Linked DNA regions of Homo sapiens: region 2 is linked to region 1. A link is a contact called in ENCODE Hi-C or POLR2A ChIA-PET data. All regions are on one chromosome and are shown on one strand. The core of a region is the stretch at or near the end of the contact, and the rest is flanking DNA. Distances in the headings are between cores, read along the strand shown. Region 1 overlaps GREB1 (growth regulating estrogen receptor binding 1). Region 2 overlaps E2F6 (E2F transcription factor 6).

Region 1 (4,549 bases), core at 1,526-4,025:
TTCTCAGTGTAGCAGAATCACTGTTGGGCATTCTGACCTCCTGATGAGACTTGCTGGGGAAAAGCTAGTTTGTGAAACTGCAAGGAAAATGATTTCCTCCTTGCCTGGCTCCCAGGGCATTCTTGTGAACTGACCCTCCTCTTTGCCTTCTATCTGTTTTCAGGACCAGCTTCTGATCACCCCTCACTAAACGCAGCAATGGGTCCGGCTGTTTTCAACGGCAAAGATTCCCCGAAGTGCCAACAACTGGCAAAGAATAACCTGTTGGCCCTGCCGCGACCATCGGCTTTAGGTAGCTCTGCCTGTCCTGGCCGTCCTGGGGATCCTGCTCTTCTTTGGGCCAAGGCCAGAGGGGGCATGGGAGCTGCTGGGCTGGGGCCGCTGAGCCTCCTGGAGTCTGATGTGGCTTCCATGAGAGTCAGGCCAGGACCACAGGTGCCTCCTGAGTCCGTGGGTCTGGGCCCAGGCCCTGGTGCTCTATGAGTGACACTTGGGAGTTACCGTATGTGCCAAGGAGCAGTGAGACACCTGTGGTAATGGCGAGTGACCTGTCCTATGGGCTGCACAGCTGGAGGATGGTAGAATTTTGGAGCAATAGTGGGCAGTGTGTTGTTGGGGAAGAACATGGGCTTCTGAATCAGAAAAATATGAATTCAAAACCTACCGCTGTCTCTTGTTAGTCAGGGGACCTTGGCCAAGTCTCAATAAATGTTTCTTCATCTGGAGATGAGAATTCTGCTCCAAGGGTTGTTAAGAGGGATGAGGTGCTGTATGAAAGGTCAGAGCACATCTGGCAGCTCACTAATCGGTACCGGCTGTTCTCATCCAAATCAGCCTCATTGCTGAGGCTCGTCTGCTCAGGGAAGGCTTCCTGGAGGAGGTGATAACTGAGCTGCAACTTAGAAGCTGGGGAAGCATCATGTAGAGATGGAAAGGGACAAAGGGAGCAAAGAGGGAATGAGGAGGTGAGGATATGGATGAGAGGGGTGAGTGAAGGGGCTGAGCAGACCTCCTGCCAGAGGAGGGTTTGAGGGAGCTGTGAACGGGCGGAGCAACCTGGGGACCTGCTCGTGGACTCCCAGTCCAGTGCTCTCCCCACCATGCTCATCTGGAGCCACATCATAAGCCATTCTCGTCTTTCTTTCCTCCATCATGCACTCAGCTAAATTGGATTTGAAGATCTAAGACATCAAACTGGAGGAGCCCTTAGAAACCATCTAGGCCAGCGCTGTTTTACAGAGGAGGAGACAGAGGTCCAGAGAGGCAAGGCAGGTCTCCATGCTCCCACTCCACTGTGCTGGTGGAGGATCTCCCTGGTGAAAATCTTGTGAATTGTCTAACTCTTCACTGAAGGGGCAAAGGTAGTTTCTGAACAGAATCCGAGGCCTCCCAACCAGCACCTCCATCCTGGAGTCCGAAACCCACAGCAGCCAAGACCCAGGCAGTAGCTGAGTCCCGTCCTCCGCAGCAGCCTAGCCCCAGGCAGCCTCTGCTTTCATCCAGGGACTGCTGCTTCTCTGCCGGTGCTGCATTTGGGGGCAACCCTGTGGCTGCAGAGCTGGACCTCTGGGGATGAGGATGCTGGGGATGCCACGCTGCTGCGGCCTCCCTTCTGGGCTGTCTGTGGACCCCCAGCCTCCACCCTGAACAGCAGGGAGATGAGGGCCTCCTTCAGCCCGGGAACCTGGGAAGGTGGCCTTGGGAAGCCTTCTGTGTGGGACTGACTGTATTTTCCTTGCCATGCTCCGTGGAGGGGTGTGGGAGATGGAGCTCCTCCAAATTGCCTAGGGGAACACGAGCCGTTCCAGAATCTGGCTCCAGCCCACCTGCCGAACCTCATTCCCTGCTATTTTGGCTACCCTGGGCAGTTGAGCTCCCCCACCCCCATGGCCCCATCCTCCTGTCTCCATGCTCTGTGCCTGCGTCCCGGCTCTGGGCTGCTCTCTCCACCCGCCTATTAAATCGCCTTTCTGAGGTTAGTTCAGGGGGCACCTGCTCTGTGCAGGAGGGCCCCCTGTGAGCTCACGGGGCTCCCAGCCGTCCCAGGCTCAGTCCCGCAGCCACATGTGGCCATCGGGGCCTCGGCGCTGTGCAGTTCCCGAGGGCAGCGCCTTGGTCATGTGCATCTTGGAGCCGCTGGTACCAGCTGCTGGGGAGCTCCGCCAGAGGGCATGACGCTGGCTGGGTTGAGTTGCGTTGAGCACAGCTGAAGTGTCGGAGTTCCTGGGCCTTCTCCTCTGCTCTGGGGAGAGAGCTCAAAATCAATTTTTAAGAAACTGCGTCTAATACCACATGGAGTTTACTGAAGCCTAGAGTCCTGTCACTCACTGGTTCGCAATGGAGAAGTGCTGCCCCCTGGGGGCGGGGGTAGGAAATGTTCTGGTAAAGGATGGATTTGTTGTCCCAGGCCCAGGGTCTTACTGGCATTTGGTGCTGGGACAGAGCGGGCAGGATGCACAATGTCCCGCACCAAACAGGCTACATAATGAGTCATCTCCAAAAAATGCCAAATAGTACCTCCCCAAGAGACATTTTGAGAAATAGTTGATCCACATTGGTACCATGGGAGCAGTTCCTGGTGACATCATTTGGGAAGAGCTCACGGGCTTAGGGTCTATTTAGAACTATTTATAGGGTTATCTTCCCAAAGTGAGAAAACATCTGCGTCTCTTCAATCCTTACTGAGATCCAATTCCAAGCCCTGTCCCCTTTGGTCGTTCAGTAGAGCTTTTAGAGGAGCTGGCTGCTTAGCCTCTGTGGGGGGTCTCCCATCGCAATTGGGGACAGATGTTTGCAGAGTCTAAGGCCTCATCCCTGCAAACAGGAAGGAGGAAAGCAGCAGCTGCGTCAGTGGTTGTTGGGAGGGCCAAAGGAGCCCACGGCTTTGAAAGCTCTTTGTAAACAAAGTACTTTATGCTTTTAACTTTTTGTTTACTTTCAGTCAGTCAAATGAAGTGATAATTTTTTTTTTGTTTACTCTTGAGAGACTCTAAAGCAATGATTCTCACCCTGCAGCGTGCTTAAAAATTACCAGGCTGGTCGGGTGCATTGGCTCACACCTATAATCTCGGCACTTTGGGAGGCTGAGCAGGCGGATCACCTGAGGTCAGGAGTTTGAGACCAGCCTGACCAACACGGTGAAACCCTGTCTCTACTAAAAATACAAAAATTGGCCGGGTGTGGTGGTGCGCGCTTGTAATCCCAGCTACTCGGGAGACTGAGGCAGGAGAATCGCTTGAACTCAGGAGGCAGAGGTTGCAGTGAGCTGAGGCCGCGCCACTGCACTCCAGCCTGGGCAACAAGAGCGAGACTCTGTCTCGAAAAAAAAAATCACCAGGCTGGCTTACAAAGGATGGTGTTTTTTTACTGTCGTTTCCAGAGATGTGATTCTGGAGGTCAAGGCAGGGCCCAGGGACACACAGGTTTAATAGGCCCATGGGGGTTCTGTGCAGTGCCTCGGGTCACACCTGGAGAACCGTTGCTCTGATTGGTATTTCTCCACCCGGGCTGTGCGTTAGAATCAAGAAGAAGCGTTGAGATATTGGGATGCCTGGGTCCTGCTCCCATGCTGGGCTTCTGGTTTACTTGGGATGAGATTGCATCCAGACAGAGTTTTAAAAGTTTCCCGGTTGAGTTTAATGTACAGTTGAAGTTGAGACATGAATCTCTGCATGTAGGGGAAATTTTGTGTCTGGTTAGTCAAGAAACTATGGAAACCAATTCTTGATATTTTGAACCATTCACGAAGATAGTTTGAGTCATGAGCATGCTGTTGTCTAGAGTGGGCGGGGATGACTCATTGGAGTGGATGCGCTGCTCTGTACTTGATTTTTTTGAGTCTGAAATTAGCTTTCCAGGCTGGGGCAGGGAGGGGAGCACAGGTGGATCAGTACTGCCCCCAAGCGGTGGAGCTGTGGTGGTGGATCAAATACTGCTGCCGCCTGTCTGCACAAACATATTTCTCTCTTCCAGCCCTTCAGAAGTGTATTGGAATATGTCGATAACAATAATGATGGTAGTGAAGATGATGATGATGTGGGTAATTCTGGCTACCTTATTGGGTCCAAGCTCCCCACAATTCGTTGCACAAAGCACTCTACATACATTCTCTTTAGTCCTGATCAAACCACCTTTCAGAGTAGGATTTAGTGTCCTATTTTAAAGATGAAGGAGCTCGGGCTCAGAGAGAGATCGTTTAGACACACACACAACTTTGGAATGAAACATTTACAGCCGGGCGCGGTGGCGCGTGCCTGTAGTCCCAGCTACTTGGGAGGCTGAGGCTGGAGGATCGCTTGAGTCCAGGAGTTCTGGGCTGTAGTGCGCTATGCCGATCGGGTGTCCGCACTAAGTTTGGCATCAATATGGTGACCTCCCGGGAGTGGAGGACCACCAGGTTGCCTAAGGAGGGGTGAACCGGTCCAGGTCGGAATGAAACATTTACAAAAATTGACATTTCCTTATGCATAGATATTTCACTAGGTCCTTAAAACCCACGTGAATCTGTGATTAGAAAAAAAAAAACAAAACAAAACAGATCATTGTTCTC
Region 2 (4,549 bases), core at 1,334-3,833, 140 kb before region 1:
TATTTTATCCGTTTTAAGAATCAGAGACCCAACGCCAGAAGATGGAGTGACTCGAGAGATACTTCATTTATAACACACATCTGTAATTTACAAAGGATTTTCGTTTACATGATCTCATTTTACCTTCAGAACAATTTGTAAAGGAGAACATTTGCCACATTCACAAGTTAAGGAACTGCTGCTCAGAAATGATGGTATTACCTTTGGTAAAACCTTTGTTGGTTTTTGGGACACTGCCTTCTCCCTCCCCACCCGCCCCATTATTCCTTCTCAGGAGACTTCTTCTGTATTTCTCCTTAAATATAGATGCCCTTAGGCCTGCTGTACTCTTTAGATGACCTCTCCTACTCTTGTGGCTTAAACTATCGCATCTAAACTGACATCTGCCTGACGTACTACACAGCTCAGACTTTTCCGCTGAGCACCTGACCTACATACACACAACAACCTGCTCAACTCTTGCTTTCATCAAGCATGTCCCAAACCTAAGTTTTACCCTAGGCTTGCTCCTCCTCCTGTATTCCCTATTCTGTCAAACAGTACGACCCACCAGTCCAGTGATGATCAGCAGTGCCCCCTGCAGCTTTTCTTTGGCTAATTTCAAATAATAAAACAGAGGGAGGAAAAGCATTGAGGCTAACCGCTGGGGGAGGAGCACACTTCATCCCCAGGTGCACAGAAACACACCGGCAGGACTGCTGCAGGAAGGGCTGGTGCTCAGCAGAGGGACAGGACTGGCAAAAGCCACCAGAGCTCAGAGGTATGTGAATCCTAAACACTCAGCATTATTTTTTAATACTTTGATTTTGGATTCCGATTTTAAATCTTTTTAAACACAGTCTGAATTTGAAGTCGCTTCAAATATTTCTTTAAAAGCAATATTCAAACGATACAGGAATCTTGTACGATAGACAAACCAAATATTATTATTCTGATCTTACAATTCACTCACTCCACTCACTTATTTGTTCAGACATTTATTGAGCACTTCTTAAGGGCCAGGCATGGTGTGAGGCACTGGGATGTAACAGTGATTATGACAAAGTCCCTCAAGGAGCTCACAGTCTAATGGTAAACTACAGAGTAAACTGAGGCACAGAGTGGTAAATGACTTACCCAATGAGGTAGAAACAGCTAGGTATGTGAAAATGTGGGAGCAGAGCTGGAGAGAGGGCAAGGTACAACTTGTCCTAAGTAAAACCCCTTGGACTGACTCAACAGCAAGGCTGCATACACAAACATTACAAAATCTACTTGCAAAAACCTGAAAGGAGTTTCCAATTATCACCATGACTGAATTCATGTTTCACAATGAATTCAGCTATTTCCTGATGGCATTTCTATCCTTGCCCCCAAAGCCACTGGGCATGCCACCAGTCTGCTGGGAGACAGCAATTAGGTAGACAGCTTAAAACCAAGAAGTATCTGACTCCAATTTTAGCACTGAAAACCATATTAAAATACTTTAATTAAATCCACAAACATAAATGTGTAGCACATTTATGATACTTCTACATGTAGAAGTTTGGAAAAAGTCTCTTCTAACCCTCATCCAGAGGATTCTAATAAGTTATAGGTACCAAAGAGATTAGAGAATTTGTCTGTCACTTTCCATATATACATTATTTTGGCTGTACAAGGGTGAAAAGTGTCACTCAGACATATTTCGTAAGTAATCTCAACATTATACAGATATATACAAAGACATCACATTTAAATTCGTGTGTACATCTATGCAATGTACAACAGTAACTGCAAACATGAACCAGTGTAAGGCAATTTCTTTTGTGATATATGACATACTCCTTGAAGGGAAGGGTAGAGTCCACAAAGAACTGTCCATTTCAGCCTGACTGTCTGTCTTCATGACACTCTGTGATGAAGCTACTTCAGGAGGCAAGATGTCTATTTCACTGACAAAAAGCAGTGAATAATTATAAAAGGAGTTGTTTTCAAATGTGGAAACCACAATTACTCAGTAATCTAAGTGGTGAACTCCTCAAAGACACTACTGGCCATGATGCCGCTACTGAGAACGAGAGCACTTCATGGATAATTTATTGCTCTGAGAATCAAATTTGATGCGTAATTCTCCACGAAGATATTCCCAAAAAACTCAGTGATACATAAATTCTCAAATGCCATCAGTTGCTTACTTCAAGCAATTCTTCACTTTGCTGAGGATTTTCTTCTGGAAAAGAACACGAGAGAGAAATACACCTAAGTGAATACACCTAAGTGAAGGTCTGATAGGCAAATACGTAAAAGAATACACAATCTGACTACTTCAGAAAACCCTGAAGATGCCTGGTCAAGAACACGTATTCTCAGGTTAATGGCATAAGGCTAATTTTTTCAGCCTCTCAAGAATAAACTGGAACTCTAACTTGTACCTGAAAGCACCCGTCCGAGAATGGAGGAAACCTTCCCTTATTAGGGCTTTATTAGTTTCTTTTGGAGCCGTCACGACTCCCCCAGTCTTCGTAATCCTTGTGTCTTTGTGCTGTTGTCTGCATGTGGGCAACAGCCCCCTCTTCTGGTCATTACAGGTATTCTTCGTCAGTGAAAGCTTCCTATCGGTCCAGCCTGTGGCTCTGCAAGGGCCACCTGAAGACCACCCTGGCCCGCAGTGCTTGTCAAGTTCTCCAGTTGGCTGGGTCTTTGTTCGGATGTCGGTGGAGCTGTTGGCTGGGTACTGTGATGGCTTCTGCCCAGGCCGGTCACAGGATGCTGGTCCCCTGCTCAGGCAATTCCACTATTTGGGATCTGCTGTTGGACAGCACTGCAAGCTGGGTTCCGAGGTTAGATGGAGTCACTGCTCTGGCCAGATGGGTCCAGAGGCGACGTCCTTAGAAATGTGCAACTGAGGACTGACTCTTGTGGAGTGGGCTGTTGGCTGAGTTGAGTGGGTATTTGACTGCCTGGGTCAAGCAGGTCTAGCCCCTTCCCTTCTCCAAGATGTGCAGAAGGGGAAGTCTCCCGGCCAGGTCATGGGCAGGCTCTTTGGCCGAGTGGAGCTGCTGTTTGACTGAAAGCCTGCCCTATTCAGAGACCATCGCAAGTTGGTATCACCATGGGACCAAACAGAATTCTAAGTTTTCACTGCTACCAAAACTACAGAAATTTAACTATAATGTTCACAGAAATATTCTAAACTACAGTAAGAGTTATGCTGTAATTTTTTACTCATGTTTTTGTGGCTAGGAAGAGTAAAAATATCTTAAGGCCATAATACACATTAATAAAATTATGCATGCTTAATTAAAATACTGTCAGAATCACTGGTATATTTACCTTCCTCAGGGCCTTCTGGATGAGTGCTCTCAGATGAAGAGGTCCCGACACCTTCAGACCTTTTGTTACTGGTCTGACCCTGCTCCACTTCACACAAATAGACATCGATAGGTCCGTTGGTGCTCCTTATGTGCACTGTGATAGAGTCCTAGCAAAGGACACAGGAATCGTCAAGATGAATGAAATAATAAATCATATTTTTTCACTCACTAGAACTGCAAAAATTTCGAGACATTTGAGAAAATCACCTTAGCTGTAGTCACATTACAGCACTGGCCAATTCCCATGCTGAAGACAGCTACATGTGATCCTGCAGTAATGGCTTCAGAGCTATCATGTGAAAACCTCAGTACTCAAGAGCCTGTCTTTTTCTACTCAGGAGCTGACCCTTCAAGGAGGCCGTATTTCAGTCAAAAATCAGTGTTTTGATGACACAGAACTCCAGAATACCCTAGAGTCTCACAGGATAAATATGTGCTTGGATTTCCAGACCAATGAACAGGTCTTGAGATAATGGAAGGGCCATTCTTTTGTCCAGTTGAAAGAACAGGAAAAGATCAAAATATATCTCAAGTAAAATGTCAAAAAAATCGTTTACATTATTTATAAAGGACTAATTAACTCATTATGATATTCACATCCTTTGATTTCAGATTTCCTCAGGATTAATCAAAATACTTTTTTTCCGTAAGGTATCAGGCAACTTCAGTGCTTCTACTGGGAATTATGCTAAATTCTTAAGGAACAGCCCCAGTTATAAATGATTGCTTTAATTGGGAGCTGCTTCAACTATAACAAAGTCTGTTTTCTCCCCTTTAATGCAGTTAGGCCTGGGCTAGACACACATACACCACTGCTCCCTCCCACTCCACACCTCATTGTGATCTTATACCAGGGTGAGTCTGTGGAGATGCAGCCTCTCAGACGGTCTCAGAGCCTCACCTGCCCTTGCTATGACTTCCTGGTACTACAAGTGGGCTAGAGAACATCTGTGCTCAGCTTCTAGAGTGCCAGGTCACAACTGGTTTGAATGATAAATCCTGTACAATTTAATAGATATTTCTTAACAATAACATTCCACTAAATTAAGTGTTGTCAAACTTCCATAAAGGCTGAGATGGTAAATATTTTTGGCTTTGCAAGTCACACTATCCCTGTCACAACCTTTTAACTCTGCCACTATAGTATGAAAGCAGTCAGAAACAATATGTAAACAAATGTGCATGTGGCTGTGTCCTAATCAAATTATTTCTAA

Evidence for each region. A loop is a pair of places that touch in the nucleus more often than their neighbours do. ChIA-PET counts read pairs that join two places held with the same protein, here RNA polymerase II (POLR2A). Pooled maps may share reads with other maps.
Region 2: a map of PC-9 shows a loop between it and region 1 (19-fold over the local background). The contact joins two enhancer-like sites. A Hi-C loop is called at or near these places in 1 of 168 maps with a recorded cell type or tissue (PC-9) and 7 of 50 pooled maps. POLR2A ChIA-PET finds 5 or more read pairs at or near these places in 1 of 52 experiments (AG04450).

What each region holds. Positions count from the first base shown.
Region 1 is chr2:11,580,541-11,585,089 of GRCh38, forward strand. GREB1 (growth regulating estrogen receptor binding 1) reads left to right here. Exons shown (of 33, transcript NM_014668.4): 7 at 164-292. It also overlaps the pseudogene RN7SL674P. Among named protein-coding and RNA genes, the nearest start is that of MIR4429, 42 kb to the left of the region's middle. RefSeq lists an enhancer at 2,203-2,497 and a silencer at 3,876-3,965. Within about 2 kb of position 2,776, at least 15 of the 41 ENCODE cell types and tissues checked have a DNase peak (open chromatin) inside an H3K27ac peak, as active enhancers do.
Region 2 is chr2:11,444,333-11,448,881 of GRCh38, forward strand. It overlaps E2F6 (E2F transcription factor 6), which reads right to left. Exons shown (of 7, transcript NM_198256.4): 6 at 3,295-3,442; 7 at 43-2,191. The coding sequence ends at 2,145. Among named protein-coding and RNA genes, the nearest start is that of E2F6, 20 kb to the right of the region's middle. Within about 2 kb of position 2,584, at least 2 of the 41 ENCODE cell types and tissues checked have a DNase peak (open chromatin) inside an H3K27ac peak, as active enhancers do.